2 separate regions of the Mus musculus genome follow, and region 1 is linked to region 2. A link is a loop called in an ENCODE intact Hi-C map of the cell type or tissue named here. Cell type or tissue: left cerebral cortex. All regions are shown on one strand. Each heading gives the region's core, and the rest is flanking DNA. Links, peaks and the distances in the headings are about the cores only. Region 1 holds the start of Cyp2g1 (cytochrome P450, family 2, subfamily g, polypeptide 1). Region 2 has its middle 29 kb from the start of Vmn1r185.

Region 1 (12,241 bases), core at 1,960-9,959, 170 kb before region 2:
TATATGTGTTGCTACATCTCAAATCACTAAACTCGTGATTTTGAAGTGTAAATTCAAATTTAAAGTTTGAGCTTCTGAGTTTCTCAATTTCGAGTCTCTGAAGGCACATTCTGGTTTTAATAATATGCCTGTTAGATAGGTGGTCTTAAAACTGTAAGATTTTAAGTATCTTTATGCTAAACTTTGTAGATTCAAAGTGTATTTTAGAGCAGCATGGTGTATACCCAATCGTGTCATGAAGAACAAGGAAATAGTTCCATGAAGCAAAATGGATAGAACTGGGGGATTTAGAGTACTTGAAACCAGCCAGGCACAGAGACAATTACTGCATGTTATCTATCACAGATGAAGGCTAGGAAACATTTACTTGAAAGTAGGCTATGATCACAAAGACAAAGGGAGTTGGTTTTGACCTGCATGTGTTGTGTGCTTATAAGGAAGCCCACTAATATACAATCAGCATGTGATGGCTTTTCTTGGTTGTCAACTTGGCTACACCTGGAACTAAGTGAAACCCAAATGCCTGGGCACATCTGTGGGGGAATGTTTTTCTTAATTTAATCCTTTGAGGTAGGAATACCTACTTCTAATCTGGGTCTTTGATGTGAGAAGATCCACTATAATCTGGGCCACACCTACTAGCAGCCTATCTAAAGGGCACAGAAGAAGGAAGCTGGCTCTCTCTTTGCCTGCTCAGCTTCATTCTTGCTGACAAGTCTATTTCCTTCACTGGTGTTTGAGCTGACTTCTTCTGAATTCTTGCATAGTCTGAGGACCAGCTGAGACATCCAACCTCACAGGCTGAACAATTATTGAATTTTTGGACCTTCCATTGGTAGACTAGATGACCCATAGCCTGTAAGTCATTCTAATAAATCCCAAACTCACACACAGAGAGAGAGAGAGAGAGAGAGGGGGGGGGGCGGGTCTGTTCTTTTAGAGCAGTAGTTCTTAATCTGTGGGTCACAACCCAAACAGGTGTCACATCGCAAATATTTAAGTCACAACTCATCACAGTAACAAAATTACGCTTAAGAAGTAAGCAATGAGATTCCCAATCTATGGTGGGGGTCACCACAACATGGAGACCCCTATTAAAGGGTCAAAACATTAGGAAGGGTGAAAACCACTGCTCTAGAGAATCCTGACAAATATATAGCGTGTGCTAAAATAAATCTGATTTTATTAATTTTAAAGGAGTTTATTTTAAAGGTGCAAGAGGCTTACATTTCTATAGTTTCTATATTTTTTTTTCTAGAGATCAAAATAAACTACATGAAACAGTACTTTCCCTTGTCACCCCCACCCCCATAGTTGTAGATGGGTTTTGTCATGGCAAGAATGAAGGTTTCAGAAGACAGAAAGACCAGTGTAAGGGGAAGAGGTACCTGGTGCATCTTGATGAGAAAGCAATCTATGAAGTCCCTAGGGTTTGAGGGGTCAAAGGATGCTTCATTGATTTTGACCCTGGATGCAATGAAGTCCTTAAGGTCTTCTATCAAGTTGTAGAGGTAGTTGTGTCTTCCTGGAAAATACTGCATGACTTTCCAGTACATATCATATAACTGCAGGGCAGAGGTAAAGGGGGCATGTGTCAGTCATGGGCATCAGGGACCAGATGGGCAAAGTTCTAATGCCATTGAGCTGGAGCTAGGACACACTCTTAATTACAGCACAAGGAAGCCTGAGGAGGAGGGATCAGCAGTTCAAGGCCAGCCTGAGCTACACAAAGTCACCCTATGGGCCTGAGCTTTGGGTGTTACTGTTTGCTTCTTGAATACTTGGACAAATTTAAGGGCCTCCAAGGGATGAAGGGAGGAGGGCTAGGTAAAGTACAGGAATGTGCTTGCTTTGAGAATGAAGGGTGTACGGGGAGTTGCCTAGTGACTAGTAAACACCTGTGCCCAGGGCTTGCTCATCTCCACAAAGCTCTCATTGATCATCCTCATGAGGCTCTGGAAACGCTGGTCCTGATAGTCGAAGCGTTTTCCGAAGACCACGGAACAGATGACGTTGGACACAGTGCGGCTCAGGTATAAGGTGGGATCTATGGGAGCTCCTGGGGTGGAAATGGACTTTGTTGGAGACAAACAAGTGAGGTAGGGCAGGCAATTACACAGTGCTGGCACAGAGCTCTGAGTCTGCTGCCTATCCATATGTATGAGTGCCTCATTATCATATCTGAGTCTAGGTTTTCCAAACTGCAACCTGGTTTGGAAATCTTCCAGTTGATCTGTGAGCATTCGATATGATAATTGCATGTAAAATGCCTGGCATGGCTTCCAGTCTGGAATAAGCACTCAAGGAATAGTAGAGAAGTTCAACATGATATTTCTGTCACTGTTACCTAAGTATGTGGTCGATGGAAAGTAACAGAGGACACATTTGGGAAAACAAAACAAAACAAAACAAAACAAAACAAAACAAAACAAACACACATCTGAGGAGCTGAAGAGGCTGCTCTGTGGTTAAGAGCACTGACTGCTCTTGCAAAGGACCCAGGTTGTAATCCCCAGCACCCACACAGCAGCTCAGAACCATCTGTAACTCCAGTTTGAAGAATCTTCTGGCTTCTGGCACATCAGGCATGCATATGGTGCACAGGCTTATGTGCATGCGAAACATCTGTACTCATAAAATAGCAATAACATAATTTTAAAAAGAAACCCTGAATTTAGTCGAGGTCTACTAAAAAAAATCCATTTAGCTTATTGAAAAATTCTTCCAGGGGCTGGGGAAAACGACAATTCATTTGCTTCATAACCTTTTAGATTGGAGTTAGAACCTTGAGCACCCAAATAAGAAGGTGGACCTTTTTAAAAAGTGTAGCAACCGGTTTCTGATTTAGCACTTGAGAGATGGAGTCAGAAGTCCTCTGAGGAAAGCTGGCTAGCTAGATTTGTGGTATTGATGGGCTCTGGGTACAGCGATAATCTACGAATAAATCAGTAAAAAGAAGTAGGAAGGATTAAGGAATACATCTGATGTCAACCTCTGGCCTCCAAACACATGTGCAAGTACATGTGCATACAAGTGCATCCATACACGTGAACATACACACACACACACACACACACACACACACACACACACACACACACACACATCAAACATAAATATATATGAAAAAGAAAATATTTCACTAGGTCTCAGATGTATTATCTATAACATTGGATGCTTATCAAGTAAATGGTGTGGAGTCAATTTCTCCAGAACCATGCATATACATTCTTGATGTACACCATAGCAGATTGCGTCTGGAGGTACAAGGCCGTTCAAAGCCATGAGTAGATTCCTTATTTGTCTACAGAGTCCAGACAAGGGTTTAAAGAGGTATGTGTCTATGTCTCTTATCTACTTGTTTCTGTATTTCTCAACCTTTGTCTTTTCTCTTTTGACTTTTATTGGCTCCATAGCTTATTTTACACTGGGAAGTAGACACCTTTAAAAACTGTAATAAAACAAAAATCACAGATAAACCACAAGAACAGCAACAACAAACCCAGAGTCTCTTGTGTTCATCACTACTCCTGGGTGTCAGGACTTCTCTGGAGTGTGGTTGATATATCCATTGACACTATCTTGGAGAAAACTTGTTTTCCCTTTACAGCAGGTCTCAATTGCAAATAACTTTACTGGTAGAAGTGTTTTGATTTTTGCTGTTTTATTTTATTTTGAGAGGAAGTGATGAGGCTGGGTGGGTAGGGAGATGGGGATGATCTGAAAAGAGTTGGGATGGGAAAGAATATGATTAATATATTGTAATTTTGCAAAAAATTAACGTAATAAAATATTTGAGAGATTTGTTACCTGAAGAAAATGTGTGTGACTGTGTCTGTGTGTGTGTGTGTGTGTGTGTGTGTGTGTGTGTGTGAGAGAGAGAGAGAGAGAGAGAGAGAGAGAGAGAGAGAGAGAGAGAGTTTTTAACTGAAACAAGTTCAAAGCCAGCCTGGTTGCATAGTGACCTCCCCTCCCCCCCCAAGCCTGTCCTGTCTCTCTGTCTTACACACACACACACACACACACACACACACACACACTCACAATCTCTCTCTCTCTCTCTCTCTCTCTCTCTCTCTCTCTCTCTCTCTCTCATATGTCTTTGTACTGTATGCATGCCTGGTACCTGCAGAGGCCAGACAAGGGCATTGGATCCCCTTCAACTGGAATTACAGACAGTTGTGAGTCTCATGTGGGTGCTAGGAATCAAACTCTTGATCTCCTGGATGAATAGCCAGTGCTCTTAATTGCTGAGCCACCTCTCCAGCCCAACAAATCCTACCTACTTTTAAAAATGGTAAAGACGGGGAGTTCTGTGTTGTTTTCTTCATTGTAATAAAGCATGTATAACATAGCAAAATTTTATCCTTCATCTAGGAAAAGACACAAGCTCACCCACCACACTAGAATTATGTATGGCTTCTTGAGTTACAGACCTCTGAGATCTGCTGATGAACATTTCTGGCCAAGTTCTCTCTCAGAATCTTTCAGTTTATTTTTAACATGGAATCTTACAGGAAATCTCTACAAACTCTTAATGGCTCTCATTCTTTCCTATTCCAGGTCTTTTTCCCACCAACACAAGCCTCCCCATAACTGAGCTCTCTGTAAACATCCAGTCACCCAATGTGATCTCCATACCCTTGACCTTATGGAGCTCCTCCAGTAGGTAGCCAGCCTCCTCCTGGATCCGCTCCTCAATGCTCCGCTTCCCCATCCCAAAGTTTCGAAGGACGGTCAGGGAAAAACGCCGAAGAATCTTCCATCGTTCTCCATTGGACAGAGCTAAACCTGCCAGGAGGTCAGTGATCAGGCTCCTGTCCCCTCTCCCCTTTCTGTGCTCAACTCTGTGGTAGACAAGATTATGAAAGCTCAACCTTCAATATTCAATGGGAAATCAAGATTCTTTCCAAAATATTCAAGACTGAAGAAACAGGGAATAAGGCATGAAAAGTCAGGGACAGCAAGAAAGTTTTCTTACAGGATGGCAAGCTGTAATTGACTTACTTTCATGTTTAATGCCTAGAGTGTATGAGGTAAGGATGAATGCCATATAGACTATCCCTTCAATGGAAATATTAACTATTTTCTGGGTATTGGATGGATTTTTAAAAAAGAAAAAACAAATACGTATATGTGTGGACACAGAAGCTCACATCAATACACCTATACAAAAAAGAGTAACCTTGCATGAAGACTATAGTAGAAATCACCTGATAGAAGGATTGATGAACTGCTTGGAAATTTAATAAGATCACTTTATAATATATTGATAAGTGAAATGAAGAGTGGAATGGTGGAGGCTAGATGAGGGCATCAGATTCCCAGAAACTGGAGCTATAGATGGTCGTGAGCCCGAGTGCAGGCAATCAGACTTAGGTCACCAAGATGAGCAACCAGTGCTCTAGACTGGAATGATGTATAGTGTGGTGAACGGGTGGGTAAATGCCTGTCTGTCTGTCTGTCTGTCTGTCTGTCTGTCTATGAGGTTGAAAGAGTCAATGTCTGAGTAAAGTGTTAGTGGGTAGAGGGATTAAGATGAACAGATAGTGGCCAGAAGAAAAGATGGATTAATAAATAGATGGGTGGACAGAAGAGTGACTGGATAGAAAGATTAATAGGTGTGTGAATGATATAAAGTTCATTGTATGAATGGAACAATGGGTGGATTCATGGATAAATAGAACATTGAAGATATGAATAATAGGATGTTTGCATATAAAGGAAAATGAATATATTTTGGTGGATTTATGGACAAATGAGTAGAATTGAGAAAGTGTGTATTGATATAAAGACAGACAGACAGACAGACAGATAGATAGATAGATAGATAGATAGATAGATAGATAGATAGATGATAGATGAAAAGAGGGAGGTGAGTCAGTGTATTTGAAGGCAAGTATGAGTGAATTCATGGATAACACTAGATAAGAATTATTTGTGTTATATACGCATATGCATATGGATATGGGCAGATAGGAACATATTCTTGTGGCAGATATGCATATACATCTGGGAAGATAAGAACTAAGCTTAGTTATGAAGGTTTTGGGAGGGTACACAAGTGATATCACATAGCAATTCATTAAAAGTAAGGATAAAAATAGCACAGCAGGCAGTATAGAGTCCAACTTCTGGAGTTTAAAAACAAAGCTGCCCTCAAACATACTGTGCAACACTATCTAACCTTTCTCATCATCAGTGTTTGCTCTTCCAAAATTAGCAGAGCAGTCACAGCCTTCTCAAGGGAGTTAGTGTAGGAGAGTCTCCTGAGTCATTTATCAGAGACCCTTGAACACACTGAGTCCATGGCAATCATTTCTGTTGTTATTGATGCTACTTACCATAACCTTGGAAGTTCTTCTCTAGTGTAGGCATTTCACCACGGCCACTGAAGTCATCTGCCTGGTCCACCAGGGCCTCCTTCACTGCCTCATGTCCACATAAGACAACCACTGGCCTTGGACCGAAGTACACAGTGAACACAGAGCCATATTTTTTCTGGAGCTGAGAGTGAAGAAAGATACTGAAGGAAGGAGTAAATTGGAGCATGACAGAGCTGTGTCAGGGCATTGTAGAGGGCAGAGATTCTAGGAGAATGAAAAGGTAGACTAGAGGAAGGTTTTGAGCTTGAAAGGGCTACTGGGGAAAAAAAAACACAGAATGACTCCTGTGACCTCAGACAGCAAATATTCCTAATTTTGTACATCTTAGTTTTGTTTATAAAATAATGGGGTCAGACTAGCTGAACTCTGAGATCTACAACCACACTCTTGGAAATGCTAGGTTTCTGGCATCTTAAAACTCTAAGACAATTTGAATATGAAAGTTGGGCTTAAAGAAATGAGGTTCCCCCTAATCCTTAGATCATGAGCTAAAGTCCTGAGAAAAAGGGGATTCTGCCTAGAGTACTCAGTGTTTCTAAGATTTTTTCCCCCTTGCTTTTAAGATCCTGTAATTTCAGAATCCTATGTTTCCTAAAGTTTGTTTCTGAATCTGCGTTTAGAAGTGATGAGTTTCTGTGTGACCTCAGCTGTGCCATCTGTGACCTTCATCACTATAAGAAGAAATGAGCACACTAACCTTCTGGAAGGACTGAAATGTGGCATCAGTGCGGACTTGTAAGAAGTTTCCCAAAAACGGTATTGGTGTGGGGCCGGGGGGCAGCTTTCCTCCCTTACTGGTCCTCTTCCAAGCAATCAGGATGAGCAGGCAAGACAAACAAAGTGCCATAAAGATGCTGAAGGCTCCTCCCAGCATCATGGTGCTAAGTTGAGGGCTTGTGCCTTGGGATCCAGAGCTTGCCTAAATAGCTTCTAGGAGATCAGCTTATATTGAAATGTGAATCCTGTGGGAGTCAAATTATCCCACCAGTATTATGCCATCAATAAACAAATTGCTTGGTAGGTGTGGAGTTACGTAATATCTCACCTGCGCAGAGGTATATTGATTTCATGCAGGAAAACCCTATCTCCTTTCTTCATAGTTCAACTTTCCCACCTGCCCCTCAGCTTCATAGTCTTTGTGGCATCTGTTTATAGGTTATCTTCATAAAGTATAGACTTTCTGATATTATCCTGCTGTGTGAACTTTCCTCTCTTAGACTTTTGTTTTTTGCCTTAGGAGGAATGCCTCCACCTGCCCAAAGAATGCCAGGGGTAAGATGTTTCATTCTTGAGTTTAGCAAGTCCAAGGACATTATGCAAACAGCACCCACTCAGCCCTGAGACTTCTCTCTTTCTGAACAGCTTTGATAAAAGTGGTGAGGATTACTTTGTGTATTTGTCATTTTTACTCTGTTCCAGCTTTGAACCCTTAGCTCTCTTGGAGTAAAGCATCAGAGAACCTAGGTGGACTCTGAACTGGTAATTGTCTGAAGTCCTCTGGTTCTGTTGAATCTCTATTTCAACTTCAATTCCTTGGTACTGCTCATTAGATCATTGAAAAACCACCAAACATTGGTGATTTGTCACACCCACTCCAGAAGTGACTTTGTGATGGGCCCTAAAGCTTGTATGCAGTCCCGAGGCAAAAAGTTTCATGAAAACTTAGTCTCCTGGAGCCTTGGCATCCTGTAAAACAAATGCTCCAAACTTGCCCTTTCGTTAGTCAGTGAATGGATCTGTGTGCTTTCTTTCAGTATTGTTTTATTATAGGTGCCTCTAAGCAATGACTTGCCAAATACCTAAGCAAAATTGAACTTTGCTTCCTGGCCTTCACCAATGTCCTAGGTAGTCCTTGAGCTGACACTGGGCTTGGAATTCAGTAAGAATGTTACCTATTCAGTGACATTTAGAATTATCTCTAGTATTGTAAGAGAGATAGTGAAAGAAATCAGGCATTACTAACTACTACATAGAGTTAGAAATCTCAGGGCAAGCTTAGCAAAGTAAGTTTAGAATTCTTATTATAGTTATGTATGGTAAACTACATTACTTATTAGTAGAAAGTCCCTCACACAAACACTTAGAATAAAAGTCGGGTCACTCCCATATACAGGAATTTACAATGGTTTAGGAAGTAGATCGGGCTGTGGTTTGAGGAGGAACTAGAGTTTTGCATTATTCATGAGAAGGTTAGCTAGAGAAGAACTTCCTAATTAGCACTATGGCTTGGGCATGAAAGCCATGCCCTTGGAGTGTAAAGACCTCACACCTGGCCTCTAAGAATATAGCTGACCTCAGATAGTGCTGACTTTGTCTCAGTTTATCCCCTAGTTTCTGCCAGTCTTTATGTATGCATTCCGCTGTTTTGTGTAAGAGTCATCAAGCATCCAGTAACCTTATTGTACCTTGGCTGATGTGTCACCTAACTTCCCTTTTTTTTCTGCATTAAAAATATGATGCTCGCTTTGAGAAATTACATTCAGATACAGCACTCTCTCTGTGTCCGTGTCTGTTTGTCATCTGTGCCGACTCCTTGCTCGCCTGATTACTGAAACCCTGATTCTCTCGCTGACTGAGGGACGGACTGAGTCCAGTCTGTGGCAGTTATTGAGTTCAAACATTTAGGGACTATCTGGGTTTGAGTTTTAGCCATTTTTATTCACTGGGAAGCCATCTATTCGGAGGCTTCAATTTCACCCTCTGTCAAATAGGAATACGGTTATTTTTACTGTCTCAAACTACTGGAGTGAATCATTCTGTTCATCTTTTAGTTTGTGGTGAAGAAAGAAAGAAGGAAAGGAAGAAAGGAAGGAAAGTGGAAGAGAGGGAGAAACTAAAGAAATCAAAAGGTTGCAAATTTAGGATTGCATTGAAAGTAAGTTACAGATGGTTGAAAACATTCTGCTGAAATCTACTAGTCTAGACACTTCCTAAGATAGACACATATACATGGACAGAAGGAGATCTAAATGGAGTACCCTATATTAGAGGGGCAGTGCCTCCCCAGACACCATAGGCTATCAAAACAAAGCATAAAGAATGCCAGGTGTGAATTACCTCTTTGGAGTTCTTGTCAGTGGTGTTATAGACTCTCCCAAACATTACAGTTTATTGCCATTGCATGGGTCTCCCTCCTAAGAGTAACTGTAAGACCCTGTAACTGAAGACATTGTATCTTGAGCCATATGTCTCAGGTCTTGAATCCTGATTAAGGGAGGCAAGGCAATAAAGAAAGGACAGGCATACATACAACCACACAGAAAGCTGGAGTCAGGTGAGGTATGCATGCTATGATGGAGCTGCACCTACTATGGCTGCAACTCAGAACCTTAGTGTGTTTCTTATGTACAGCACAGGGGAGGGTTTAGCTAGTCTCTGTGGAAGGTCTCTGTGTGAATGAGCTGTCTCAGGCTATAAGCAACCAGGAGTAGGAAGCTGTTGTTACCAGCTTTTGTACATACTGATCAGTTTTCCATAAATACTCATACTTTGACCAAGGGAAGAAAATTTTAACCAATTTCAAGCCTGTGCCATATAGAGAAAGGCTTTGCCAATTTTTCATGCATCTGAGGCTTTGGTGCATGTCATGTGCTCACATCAATAATACACATTTACTCAGGGCTTCTTCCACTCCTTACAGCACTGTATCTATGAATTACAGGACATACAGGTACTAAGTTGGTACTGCCTAGAAGTTTTAGTCCTATTGATTATTTTTCATAGGTTTGGAAGGTTCTATGCATGCTATTAGGGAGAAAGGTAATTAATTGTTTTCTCCAACTGTAAACTCCTGGCAAGATATGTTCACTGCTGCAATAGTGGGGCAAATGTTAAGGGAGTAACCAACCACTTTTGATCAGATTTAAAGCCTGCTTCACAGGATGAAACTTGTGCATGGCATCATTAACTGGGTCAAACCCCTATTATTAGCTAAGATATAGGTCATAGAAGAGAACCTGATGCTGTCTTTCTGCTAAATGGACATAGTAATTGTAATAAGTGATTCATTAAGTTTTTACCTTTATACTCGTAGACTAGTGCCTCTCTTGACCCTTATCAAATAAACTTTTTTGTAGTAGATAGTTAATACAGAGGTCCACAACCAATCAATATGAAGTTAATGAGAGACTGTGGAATGCTCAGATTTAAATGGGACAACTATATCACACATACATATACTCAAGACTCAGGAATCATCACAGAAGAGGGGGAAGAGCCAAGCAGAGTAGATGTGTGGAGTGAAAGAGTGTTTTCTAGACATGACATAGTTGTTCTCATAAACTCACAATGGCTAGGACTTCAGGCAGAAAGCTTGCACAAAATCAAGCCAGCCATAATGACAGCATGGATGTGTGTATGTGTATGTGTGTGTGTGTGTGTGTGTGTGTGTGTGTGTGTGTGTGGTGTCCCACATCCTTACCTGAAGAGCTATTGGTAATTGATGGCTACTGGAAGAGAGTCAGTTTTCTGCAGAGGTGCAGAACCTGAGAGGCTGCCCTAGCTCCAGTAATGGTCCCACACCCATGTACATTTGAGCAATACCAAATAGACTTTGTGTGTGTGTGTGTGCATGTGCAAGAGTGAGCAAGTGAGGGAGAGTGAGCGAGTGAGAGATAGAGAGAGAAAGAGAGAGAGAAACGGGGAGGAAAAATGGCAGGGATATAGGAGAGGAATTGGAGGGTGGGCAATGGGCATAGATTTGTTAGAAACACATATTCATGTATAAGTATTCAATAAAGTACTATAAAAGAAGTAAACTAATTTTTATAGGATTTCATACAAATTCTCATCTACTCTAGATACAAATAATGATATAAGATTAGATTAGGTTGATTTACCCTATCTTCATGATATAATGTCTAAGTTGCAGAGAGCCCCTCTGAACTGCCTTATGGATTAGAGTCACCATTAGAGATACTGCCTAGCAGTCACTGTCCTTAAGAATATAAATAGTTTCCAGTTCTTTTTGTGCCAAATATCTGCAAAATTTTCTATCCTGTCCCTAAAGTTGCAGGCTATTGTTCTCTTTCTCTGTCTAATGGGCACTGTCACATGGATCTGACACTCTTCTCAGATGTCTGGGTTCTCACATTTGGAAATGGAGTCTCCTTTATTTATCTGCAAGTTCTGAGAATGGAGCTGGAGTCAGACATGGCCCCCCATACTGGTAATCTCATCAGCTAAAGCAGGATTTAGGGCCGGCCTGGGGCTACATAAAGAGAACTCAGCAGAGAGAATGAGGAAGGTTTAGCTGGCTAAGCTGAGGTGTCCTGTGTCCAGGAGAAGGGGTGGGAATTCTAGGCAGACTGAATATGTCATTTCTTTGTCTTGGATCTGCTGTAGGAGGTCTTTCTTTCTAAAGAAATCAGAAAAGCAATCAGCTTTACATCCTCTTTAAGGATTCAAATGTCCTTTAGCTGTATTCTGTCCTTCTTCATCTCCTAATAATACCCTTTCTTCATCTCCCTTCTACACCCTATACTACACACATGTGTGTACATTCGCTTACATATATACATGCATGCATCATAGAAATCCTTTTGGAGGTCTCTCAAAAACAAAACAAAACAAAATAAACAACAACAACAACAACAAAACCCACAAACTGCCATATGACCCAGCTATTTCACCCCTGGGCATCTGCTCAGTGAACCCCAAAGCTTACCATAAAGATACTTACACCTCCATGCTCATTGCTGCTCTAGTCACTACTGTTGGGGTACCTTGTGTGAAGACATGTCTCTGCATAGCCATTGGCAGAGAGCTAGAAATAAATGCTAGCTGGATTTTGGTATTGTTATTTCTATGGCCCATCACCCGTCTCATATTTTGTAAATCTTCATTCTTCCTCACCT
Region 2 (12,241 bases), core at 2,087-10,086:
AGACTGGGCCAGAAAACAAATTCCACCCGACACATAATAATCAGAACAATAAATGCACTAAATAAAGATAGAATATTAAAAGCAGTAAGGGACAAAGGTCAAGTAACATATAAAGGCAGGCCTATCAGAATTACACCAGAATTTTCACCAGAGACTATGAAAGTCCGAAGAGCCTGGACAGATGTTATACAGACACTAAGAGAACACAAATGCCAGCCCAGGCTACTATACCCAGCCAAACTTTCAATTACCATAGATAGAGAAACCATAGTATTCCACAAAAAACCCAAATTCACACATTATCTTTCCAGCCTTTCAAAGGATAATAACAGAAAAAAACAATACAAGGACAGAAACAATGTCCTAGCAAAAGCAAGAAAGTAATCCTTCAACAAACCTAAAAGAAGACAGCCAGAAAAACAGAATGCCAACTCTAACAACAAAAATATTATGAAGCAACAATTACTTTTCTTTAATGTCTCTTAACATCAATGGACTCAATTCCCCAATAAGAAGACACAGACTAACAGACTGGCTACACCAAGACCCAACATTTTGCTGCTTACAGGAAACCCATCTCAGGGAAAAAGACAGACACTAACTCAGAATGAAAGGCTGGAAAACAATTTTCCAAGCAAATGGTATGAAGAAACAAGCTGGAGTAGCCATTCTAATATCGAATAAAATCGACTTCCAAACCAAAGTTATAAAACAAAGACAAGGAGGGGCACTTCATATTCATCAAAGGTAAAAACCTTCCAAGAGGAACTCTCAATTCTGAATATCTATGCACCAAATGCAAGGGCAGCCACATTCATTAAAGAAACTTTAGTAAAGCTCAAAGCACACACTGCACCTCACAAAATAATAGTGGGAGATTTCCACATACCACTTGCATCAATGGACAGATTGTGGAAAAAGAAACTAGACAGCGACATGGTGAAACTCACAGAAGTTATGAAACAAATGGATTTAACAGATACCTACAGAACATTTTATCCAAAACAAAAGGATAAACCTTCTTCACAGCACCTCATGTTACCTTCTCCAAAATTGACCATATTAAACAGGCCTCAACAGATATAAAAATATTGAAATTGGCCCATGCATCCTATCAGACCACCATGGACTAAGGTTGATCTTCAATAACAACATAAATAATAGAAAGCCAACATTCACATGGAAACTGAACAACACTCTCCTCAATGATACCTTGGTCAAGGAAGGAATAAAGAAAGAAATTAAAGACTTTTTAGACTTTAATGAAAATGAAGACACAACATACCCAAAATTATGGGACAAAATGAAAGCATTTCTAAGAGGAAAACTCATAGCTTCGAGAGCCTCCAAAAAGAAACTAGAGAGAGCACACACTAGCAGCTTGACAACACACCTAAAAGTCTAGAACAGAAGGAAGCAAATTCACCCAAGAGGAGTAGACAACAGGAAATAATCAAACTCAGGTTTGAAATCGAGAAAGTGAAAACAAGAAGAACTATTCAAAGAATCAACCAAAGGAGGAGCTGGTTCTTTGAGAAAATCAACAAGATATATAAACCTTTAGCCAGACTCACTAGAGGGCACAGGGACAGCCTCCTAATTAACAAAATCAGAAATGAAAAGGGAGACATAACAACAGATCCTGAAGAAATCCAAAACACCATCAGATCCTTCTACAAAAGGCTATACTCAACAAAAGTGGAAAACCTGGATGAAATGGACAAGTTTCTAACCATGTATCAAAGTTAAATCAGGATCAGGTTAATGATCAAAACAGTCCTATATCCCCTAATGAAATAGAAGCAGTCATTAATAGTCTCACAACAAAAAAAGTTCAGGACCAGATGGGTTTAGTGCAGAGTTCTATCAGACCTTCAAAGAAGATCTAATTCCAGTTCTTCACAAACTATTCCACAAAATAGAAACAGAAGGTACTCTACCCAATTCATTCTATGAAGCCACAATTACTTTGATACCTAAACGACAGAAAGACCCAACAAAGATAGAGAACTTCAGACCAATTTCCCTTATGAATATTGATGCAAAAATCCTCAATAAAGTTCTCGCTAACAGAATCCAAGAACACATCAAAACAATCATCCATCCTGACCAAGTAGGTTTCATTCCAGTGATGCAGGGATGGTTTAATATATGGAAATCCATCAACGTAATCCATTATATAAACAAACTCAAAGACAATAACCACATGATCATCTTGTTAGATTCGTAGAAAGCATTTGACAAAATCCAACACCCATTCATGATAAATGTCTTGTAAAGATCAGGCATTCAAGGCCGATTCCTAAATATGATAAAAGCAATCTACAGCAAACCAGTAGCCAACATCAAAGTAAATAGTGAGAAGCTGGAAGCAATCATACTAATATCAGGGACTATACAACTTTCTCCCTACTTATTCAACATAGTACTTGAAGTCCTAGCCAGAGCAATTAGACAACAAAAGGAGATCAAGGGGATACAACTTGAAAAAGAAGAAGTCAAACTATCACTTTTTGTAGATGATATGATAGTATATATAAGTGACCCTAAAAATTCCACCAGAGAACTCCTAAACCTGATAAACAGATTCAGTGAAGTAGCTGGATATAAATTAACTAAAAAAATTCAATGGCCTTTCTCTACACAAAGGATAAACAGGCTGAGAAAGAAATTAGGGAAACAACACCCTTCTTAATAATCACAAATAATGTAAAATACCTTGGGGTGACTCTAACTAAGGAAGTAAAAGATCTGTGTGATAAGAACTTCAAGTCTCTGAAGAAAAAAATTAAAGGAGATCACAGAAGATGGAAAGATCTCCCATGCTCATGGATTGGCAGGATCAATATAGTAAAAATGGCTAGCTTGCCAAAAGCAATCTACAGATTCAATGCAATCCCCATCAAAATTCCAACTCAATTCTTCAATGAATTAGAAAGGGCAATCTGCAAATTCATCTGGGATAACAAAAAACCTAGGATAGCAAAAACTCTTCTCAAGGATAAAAGAACCTCTGGTGGAATCACCATGCCTGACCTAAAGGTGAACTACAGAGCAATTGTGATAAAAACTGCATTGTAGTGGTATAGCGACAAACAAGTAGACCAGTGGAATATAATTGAAGACACAGAAATGAACCCACACACCTATGGTCATTTGATCTTTGACAAGGGAGCTAAAACAATCCAGTGGAAAAAGGACAGCATTTTCAACAAATGGTGCTGGCATAACTGGTGGTTATCATGTAGAAGAATGTGAATTGATCCATTTCTATCTCCTTGTACCAAGCTCAAATCTAAGTGGATCAAGGAACTCCACATAAAACCAGAGACACTGAAACTTATAGAGGAGAAAGTGGGAAAAGCCTCAAAGATATGGGCACATGGGAAAAATTCCTGAATAGAACAGCAATGGCTTGTGCTGTAAGATCAAGAATCGACTAATGGGACCTCATAAAATTGCCAAGCTTCTGTAAGGCAAATGACACCATCAATAAGGCAAAAAGGCCACTAACAGATTGGGAAAGGATCTTTACCTATCCTGAATCAGATAGTGGACTAATATCCAATAAATATAAAGAACTCAAGAAGGTGGACTCCAGAAAATCAAATAACCCCATTAAAAAAGGGGCTCAGAGCTAAACAAAGAATTCTCACCTGAGGAATACTGAATGGCTGAGAAGCACCTGAAAAAATGTTCAGCATCCTTAATCATCAGGGAAATGCAAATCAAAACAACCCTGACATTCCATCTTATACCAGTCAGAATGACTAAGATAAAAAATTCAGGTGACAGCAGATGCTCGCAAGGATGTGGAGAAAGAGGAACACTACTCCATTGTTGGTGGGATTGCAAGCTTTTACAACCACTCTGGAAACCAGTCTGGAGGTTCCTCAGAAAATTGGACATAGTACTACTGGAGGATCCCGCAATACTTCTCTCTCTCTCTCTTTTTTTTTTTTGCTCATCCACATGTCCCTACACTTCAATGAACACAGCATACCTTCCCAAATGAGGAGACAAGTTGTTTTAGGAGAAGAAATCAAGCACCCAAAGGGATGGGTCCTGAGAGAACAGGTTATATTCAACTTGTAGTGATTTTTCATAGCCCGAAATTGTGGAGGCAGCAGTGTTGCACCCCCAACCCCCACCTCTGTGTGTGTGTGTTTGTGTATAACCACATGATCACCTACAGTCACCCACGTCTGCAAGATGTCTTGAGATATTGTTGTTTTCAGTGCACTGGTGTAAGCACTAACCATTTAAGGGGTCCAAACATGTTCTGAAGATGTTCCTATATTCTCCTGCACTTGTGAACTCCTCCCTGGCATCTTGAAGCACATTCTTGGTCACCATACTTGCTTTATGGGAACATTTAAGAACTTAGCAAAATCACTACTGAGAATATGAGAGATTCCAGGAAAGATTGCACACCAGTACCCCTAATGCTTCACTGTCTCCTTCCTTCACACAAACTCCTTAAAGAAAAAGGAGCGGAGGTTTCAACAAATGCAAAGTTTCCTCCAGGATTCTTGTGTTATCTTGAAACTAGATTTGGAAAAGTGTTGTCCAATCAAACCACTTTGTTTTACTAATGAATGAACATCTCCTGGAGAAAGTGATTTATCCAAGAACACATGGTGAGGTAGTCTGAAAAATAATTGGGATATCAGTTTTATTTGTAACCCTCTCTCAGTAAAATACAAGGGAAATGGAATAGTCTTCCTGTGTTGTATTAATTTCCATTTGCCAACTTTCCCATTAGCAAATCTGTCAATTAGAATACAAACACCAGATATCTCCATAAAGTCTATGGGCCATCTGTCTAGGTGCTTTATTGATAATTGACGCTGCAGCATCTTAGTGAAGACTCTTTTTCATATATATATATATATATATTTGTGTGTGTGTGTGTGTGTGTGTGTGTTGTGTCCATTCATGAGTGTATGTGTGTTTGAATGTATGTGAGCTCACCTTGTGTGGATGTGCACATGCACATTCACCTTTGTGTGTAAGTCTAAAGTTAATGTTAGGTGTCTTTCTTGATGGAGCTCCACTTCACTGCAGCAAGGTCTCACTGAATTCACAGCCTAAGCTATTTATCTTTCTCCAGAAAGATTTCTGCCTCCCAAGTGTTGGGATTAGACCGGGAGTCAAACTTTCCTTTTTTTTTTTTTAATATGATTCTAGGTTCTGAGCTTGGTGAAGTGGGTGAAAATTTAGTTTCTCAGAGCTGTGTTGAGAGCTATCTGCTGATAGCCAACGGCTGCCAAGAGACAGCTTTCTAGGCTGGTGTTGTCCTTTACCGAGTTGTTTGTTCTTTTTCTTACACTACTTTAAGCACATGGCACCAGGCACTTGTAGTTCCAGGATCTCACAAAGGAAAGGTGAACAAGGCAGCAGGTTGTTCCTTTCACTAACCTGGCATGAATGTGATGGTGTTTGCAGCATAGTGCCATCCTGGAACTATCCGTAGGTACCTATCAGGAGGCCACATGAGAAAATATCAAGGAGGTCAGGGGCCTGGGCATCTCTTGGGTATTACCTAGACTGAATCTGGCATTACCTAGAACTTAAGCTGCTAGCATTCTTATGATAGGGTTTCTTATATTATTTGAAGCAGGAAGACTACTCAAAGAATAGATACACCAGCTACCCCATTGGCACATATGATACACTAACCCCTACCATTTTATCTAACTTCACTCAAAGAAGTACAGGAGATGTGATGCTATTCATATACACAGGCAGAAAGGCCAACTTCACTAATGGAACTCAATTAATCATGACTGGAACGAGGATTTTGGGACTCAGAGGTAAATGTGTATAGTTAGTCTCCATTCTTCACCTTCCCCCTGGTCACCATTCTGACTCTGAGCTTATAGTTAACTCCAAGTGGCAAGAAAGGGAAGAAAAAGGTTGAGAGATTGCCTGTGTGGATTCACAACTTCCACACATTCCACTCCCATCTGCCAGTCTTCCTCCATCCTTTCTCAGACTTCTAGGTTCTGTGGTGTTTCAGAGGCCATCAGAACCTGCTGCCTGCTGTCTTTGTATGCCAGGTTCAGTCATTGACCCTGGTGGTTGAACGGCTGTTGTCTGACAACAATGTTGAGCCATTGTTGGCCTTTTCCTGGAGCTGGCTTGTCTATAGTTTCTGATTCTCTGTAGAGCCTTCCCTGAGCTTAGTGAGTTTCACTCTCAGACATTTCTCTCTCTCTCTCTCTCTCTCTCTCTCTCTCTCTCTCTCTCTCTCTCTCTCTCTCTGTCTCTCTCTCTGTCTCTCTCTTTCTTATTTTCATTTATTTTTCTTTTTTCCCTTTTTTATTAGATTATTTTCTTTATTTACATTTCAACTTTTATCCCCTTTCCTCATTTCTCCTTTGAACCCCCCCTCCTATCCCCACTCCCACTGCTCACTAATTCACACACTACTGCTTCCCTGTCCTGGCATTCCTCTACACTGGGGCATTGAGCCTTCACAAGGCCAGGGCCTCTCTCCTCATTGATGTCCCATAAGGCCATCCTCTGCTACATGTGGCTGAAGCCTTGAGTCCCACCTTGTTTACTCTTTGGTTGATGGTTTAGTCCCTGGGAGCTCTGCAGGGAAGGGGTGGGGTCTAGTTGCTTGATACTGTTGCTCTTCCTATGGGGATACAAACCTCTTCAGCTCCTTCAGTCCTTTCTCTAACTCCTGTATTCGTCAGACTCTGGCAGAGCATCTCAGGAGACAGCTATATCAGGCTCCTGTCAGCAAGTACTTGTTGACATCCACAATAGTGTCTGGGTTTGGTAACTGTATATGGGATAGATCCTCAGGTAGGGCAGTCTCTGGATGGACTTTCTTTCAGTATCTGCTTCACACTTTGTCTCTGTATCTCTTCCCATAGATATTTTGTTCCCCATTCTAAGAAGGACTGAAATATCCACACTTTTGTCTTCCTTCTTCTTGAGCTTCACGTGGTCCGTGAATTATATCTTGGGTATTCTGAGCTTCTGGGCTAGTATCCACTTATCAGTGAGTGCATACCGTGTGTGTTCTTTTGTGATTGGGTTACCTCACACAGGATTATATTTTCTAGTTCCAACCATTTGCCTAAAAACTTCATGGATTCATTGTTTTTTGTCAAAGATCAAGTGACTATAAGTGTGTGGTTTTATTTCTGGGTCTTCAATTCTATTCCATTGATCAACATGTCTGTCTCTCAGACTTTTAACTTGTCTTCCTTTGGATCTTTCTGATGTCTCTCCAGCCATTCTTCCCACTCTCTGAACCTTTCTTCCTCTTCCACTTCTGAATCAACATCATCTCAGCTTTCCTGAGAAATGTCAATAAGAGACAGCAAATGTCTGCTCTAGAGAAATGGAGCTGCAAATCAAGGTCCAAGTCACTGAGATGCCCTTGTGATAATGAATCATGAAGGGCCCAGTAGCACCTCAGAGTAGATCTCAAACTACAACTTCCATCAGCCTCTGTGCTCCTTGATGCTCATTTGCATAATGACAGCCTTCTATGTTCTAAGATGACAAGTGTGTACCAATCGTGCCTTCTTGACAAAATTAATTCAAAAATTGATGTTCCTGAACAGAAGTGACCACCATGGTCAGGACATGTTTTGAGTCTATTTTGAAAACAATAGATCTCATGTTTCTTTTCCTACCCTGGAATTTTTCTCACTTTCTCCACCTCTGTCCATAGCTCATCTTTGCCACACTGTGTGTGTGTGTGTGTGTGTGTGTGTGTGTGTGTGTGTGTGTGTGTCTGTATGTGTTTGCGTGCTTGTGTGTTTGTATGCATGGGTGTGTGTGATTAACCAGCAAAAAGTTGTTAAATTTAAACCACTTAGGAACAGATTGGTAAATAGCCACCACTTGCCTGGCCACCCTTACCCACCTGAAGACCTAAGAGTTAATGGATTATTTTACCACTGGATCTTTTTTGAGTAATAAGATGTCCTTATCAGTGCACCACCAGTATTGTAGAGTAGGGGAGCAAGCCTGGGCTACCTAAGGCCCTATATCAATACATGCCCACGCTTACACACATGCACATGTGCACACACACACACACACACACACACACACACTCATATCAATGCATATGCCCTTCCATCTGGCCAGGTGTTCCTGGCATCTCATCTAAGAAGATCCTTCCTGTGACCCATCTCAAACCTGATCAATACCTCTGGCAATATGTACACAAAATGAACTTGACCCATCCACTGGGTTACTTGGGAAGGGAAATAGATGATCCCTGGTGGTGGTCGTGACTGTCAGTCATGTGTACAGTACAGACTGTTAGTACCTGTCAGTACAACCATCTCTGGGCATCTTCAGGGAATTGGTCCTAGGAATATCAAAGTCTTCTAGTGCTGAAAGTCCTTGAATAGAATGTTGCATGTTTACAAATAACCCACCATCATCCCCTTGTGACCTTTAGCTCAGTTTAGATTTCCATGTAGCTAATAGAAATTAGATTCTATGGAAATGGTCAGCACCCATTTTTTTGGGGGGGGGGAATAATGCTATAGAAAACAAAACTATACACATGTTTGATTTAGATGTATTTATGGTTTCAGATGGGTCACTCCATTGAATTTTATGCAACAATGTACTAACAATCAACAGCTCAGGTTAATGATATGAAAGAAACTCACTGACTAAATGTTAACAGGGAAGCAGGCTTTGTTTATATCTGCTGCATTGAAGTGATTTTCAAACACAGATACATTTGCTGCACTTGTTGGAATGAAAAGAATGTAGTGACTACAGGGTGTAAGATGGGAACCAGTCTTGATGACAACTGATCTTTGTGTAGATTCACTAAGCTGTGCCTTTTTGGGTGATGACCCACTTCATCAATGTCTTCCCTCAAATCATAGAGTTGGGATTCAGTGGTTAGGGGGCACTGCTGGTAGTACAGGCCACCTGAACTTAGTCTGCCTCTAGTGCCACATTGCTGGTAACTGCCTGTAATGCCAGCTTCATGGGATTTGAGGTTCTATTTTGGCTTCTTCAGAAACCAGGTATGCATTTGTACACTTGTACATAAACACACATGTATACACACAATTATGATGATACATGAGAGGGGGGAGAGAGGGAGAGATGACAGATGGATGGATAAATACATCATGCATACATAAATAGATGATGAATGGTTGAATAAATACATAGATGATAGAAAAACAGAAATAGAGATAATAGATAATAGATGGTTGATAGATTATATATATGTATGTATATATGCATATATATACATACATACAGACAAATGAATGGTAGATGACAGATAGATAGATAGTACACATCATTTTTATTATAGTTGGGGATCAGCAGTTAAGAGCACATGCTGAACAGTCATGATGACCGGAGTTTGTATCCTAGCACCTATATAACAAGTCAAAAGATTCATATGTACCTCTGACATTGGATTATATTATTGGAGGGTTAAAATAGAAGATTTCTGGGACTTGCTGACTTCCAGACCCAGGTTCAGGGAGGGACCCTGCTTCAAAGGACTAGGCAGAGTGATAGAAGAGGACAGATGGTACCCTCCTCATTAACAGGTATATGTACCCAGTTTGAAATATATTCATCATATATGCATACATACATATACACATACATATTTAATACTCATAAATAAGCATGTTTCAAAAGTTATAGTTAGAGTCTGTAAAAAATTGTACTTATCCTTCTGCTTTCTGTCTGTGCCCAGAGCTGATCCTGCAACACAGTCCGGCTCTGATCCTGTGCCACAGGGCTCCATATCCAAATACCACCAAGAGAGAGCTGCTATCCAAGGAGTGCTGACATGCCTGTGAGCTCATGTAAAACCACCACTTCTGTTCAGAGGGACCAGCCTGGAGTCCTCAGGGCACAAGAGCTGAGGAGCAGCCTAGGACAGGATCCTTCCAGCTTCCATCTGGGCCAAGAAGTGATTCTGTGCTACAGCTCTCCATACCCAAATGCCTCTGAGAGAGCTGGTCTCCCAGGAGTACTGAGACACAGGCTTGTAGGAGGGACAAGCCACAGTCAGGGACAGCAAGACCAGCTAACACCAGAGATAGCTAGATGGCCAAAGGCAAGAGCAAGTGCCGCGGAGCCTCTTTGGTCCCTTGTCTTCGTTGAACGGGTCTCTGGGTGCAGATGGGCAAGGAGTTGGCGAATGACAGACAGATGCACACAGGAGATTGTGTAGAATCTGAATGTATTGTCACAAAGTGAGCACCAGTCTTATATAATACAGAAAATAAAGGGTTTAGGAAGTCACATCAGGCAAAGTACATTGAAGTTACCTGACACAAAATAAAGGAATGACTTCAGAAGGACTTACAGGAACCAGGTAAATGTTTACAGTAAAGATAAAGCAGTCCTGACTATGGTCAGCTTAATGACAGGTAAGGATTTCACACCCTAGTCACAATTATTGCTACCTCTTTGAGCCTTGTGAAAGCTAGCACCAGGGGGTTCTGCTCTAGCAGACCTTCTCATGAACAATGCAATACCACAACTCCCCTACTTCCTGGGCCATGATAAATTCCTGTATGAGTGTAACTTTTAAGTATCTGTGGATAATCTCCATTTGTCAGAAGAATTCACCAACTTGCTTCTAATATGCATTGTAGCCTGCTATATCTGGCTGTAGTGAAGATCCCTGTCTCAGTGAGATTCTCTAACTTTTACATGGTAAACCCACCTATTAGCTAGGCCATTGTGTATGGGTGAGACTGGCTACTGCCTCAAGTAAACACTCTGCAGACCAGCCCTGAGCTATTCTAGCTCCGTTCTTTGTAATGCCTAATTAGTTTCACTGTTTCTTCTAAGCTCTTTGACTTCAAGCATTTTCTAGGACATTGGAACACTGGTGAAGGCTTAGCTATGTCAGAATTCAATCTTAAAAGGCACTTATATAATAAGATAATACTAAAAGAGAGCATGTGGATCCATACACCAGACTAACTCGGGGATAGGGTATGAGTATATGGGTTATGAGAATGCCAAAGTTCCAGGAGGTGAGTTTCCGTGAAACTCTTTGCCTCATGAATGCTCCCAGGCCTCTTGGCCTGCCAAGCAAACTTCACTGTAGTGTACATAGCAAGCAAGAACATAAGCAACAGAAACCAAGGCTACTTGGCATCATCAGAACCCAGTTCTCCCACCACAGCAAGCCCTGGATCTCACAACACACCAGAAAATCAAGTCTCTGACTTAAAATCACGTTTCATGATGATAGAGGGTGTTTTTTAAATTGGATATTTTCTTTATTTACATTTCAAATGTTATCCCCTTTCCCAGTTTCCCTCCCTCCTGGAAACACCCTATCACATCCACTTCCTCCTGCTTCTATGAGGGTGCAAATTGTATCTTGGGTATTCTAAGTTTCTGGGCAAATACCCACTTATCAATGAGTACATATCATGTGTGTTCTTTTGTGATCAGGTTACTTCACTCAGGATGATATCCTCCATCCATTTGCCTAAGAATTTCATAAATTCATTGTTTTTAATAGCTGAGTAGTACTCCATTGTGTAAATGTATCACATTTTCTGTATCCATTCCTCTGTTGAGGGACATATGGGTTCTCTCCAGCTTCTGGCTATTATAAATAAGGCTGCTATGAACATAGTGGAGCATGTGTCCTCAATACATGTTGGAGCATCTTCTGGGTATATGTCCAGGAGAGGCATTGCTGGATCTTCTGGTAGTTCTATTCCCAATTTTCTGAGGAACTGTCAGACTGATTTCCAGAGTGGTTGTACAAGCTTGCAATCCCACCAGCAATGTTTGTTTCTCTTTCACCACATCCTTGCCAGCATCTGCTGTCACCTGAGTTTTTGATCTTAGTCATTCTGACTGGTGTGAGGTGAAATCTCAGGGTTGTTTTGATTTGCATTTCCCTGATGATTAAGGATATTGAACATTTCTTTAGGTGCTTCTCAGCCATTTGATATTCTTCAGTTGAGAATTCTTTGTTTAGTTCTGTACTCCATTTTTTAATAGGGTTATTTGGTTCTTTGGAGTGTAACTTCTTGAATCCTTTGTATACATTTAATATTAGCCCTCTATTGGATGTAGGATTGGTAAAGATCTTTTCCCAATATGTTGGTGGCCTTTTTGTCTTATTGACAGTGTCCCTTTGCTTACAGAAGCTTTGCAATTTTATGAGGTTCCATTTGTCTATTCTTGATCTTACAGCACAAGTCATTGATATTCTGTTCAGGAATTTCCCCCCATG

What was found. A loop is a pair of places that touch in the nucleus more often than their neighbours do. Peaks named below come from ENCODE experiments on the same cell type or tissue, not always from the same donor. Only the 100,000 strongest peaks of a DNase experiment are listed, where the experiment ranks them.
Region 1: it touches region 2 in a loop (23-fold over the local background); 2 of 42 quality-filtered maps call a loop at or near these places.

The regions. Positions count from the first base shown.
Region 1 is chr7:26,803,949-26,816,189 of GRCm38, reverse strand. It overlaps Cyp2g1 (cytochrome P450, family 2, subfamily g, polypeptide 1), which reads right to left and starts at 7,263. Exons shown (of 9, transcript NM_013809.1): 1 at 7,084-7,263; 2 at 6,345-6,507; 3 at 4,642-4,791; 4 at 1,899-2,059; 5 at 1,389-1,565. The coding sequence starts at 7,263. Gm51443 (a long non-coding RNA gene) reads left to right here. Exons shown (of 3, transcript XR_003946616.1): 2 at 4,564-4,801; 3 at 7,007-8,054. In left cerebral cortex, for the core only: no CTCF peak of the experiment used is centred there; DNase peaks (open chromatin) are centred at 2,218 and 2,527.
Region 2 is chr7:26,635,376-26,647,616 of GRCm38, reverse strand. No RefSeq gene overlaps it. Among named protein-coding and RNA genes, the nearest start is that of Vmn1r185, 29 kb to the right of the region's middle. In left cerebral cortex, for the core only: no CTCF peak of the experiment used is centred there; no DNase peak of the experiment used is centred there.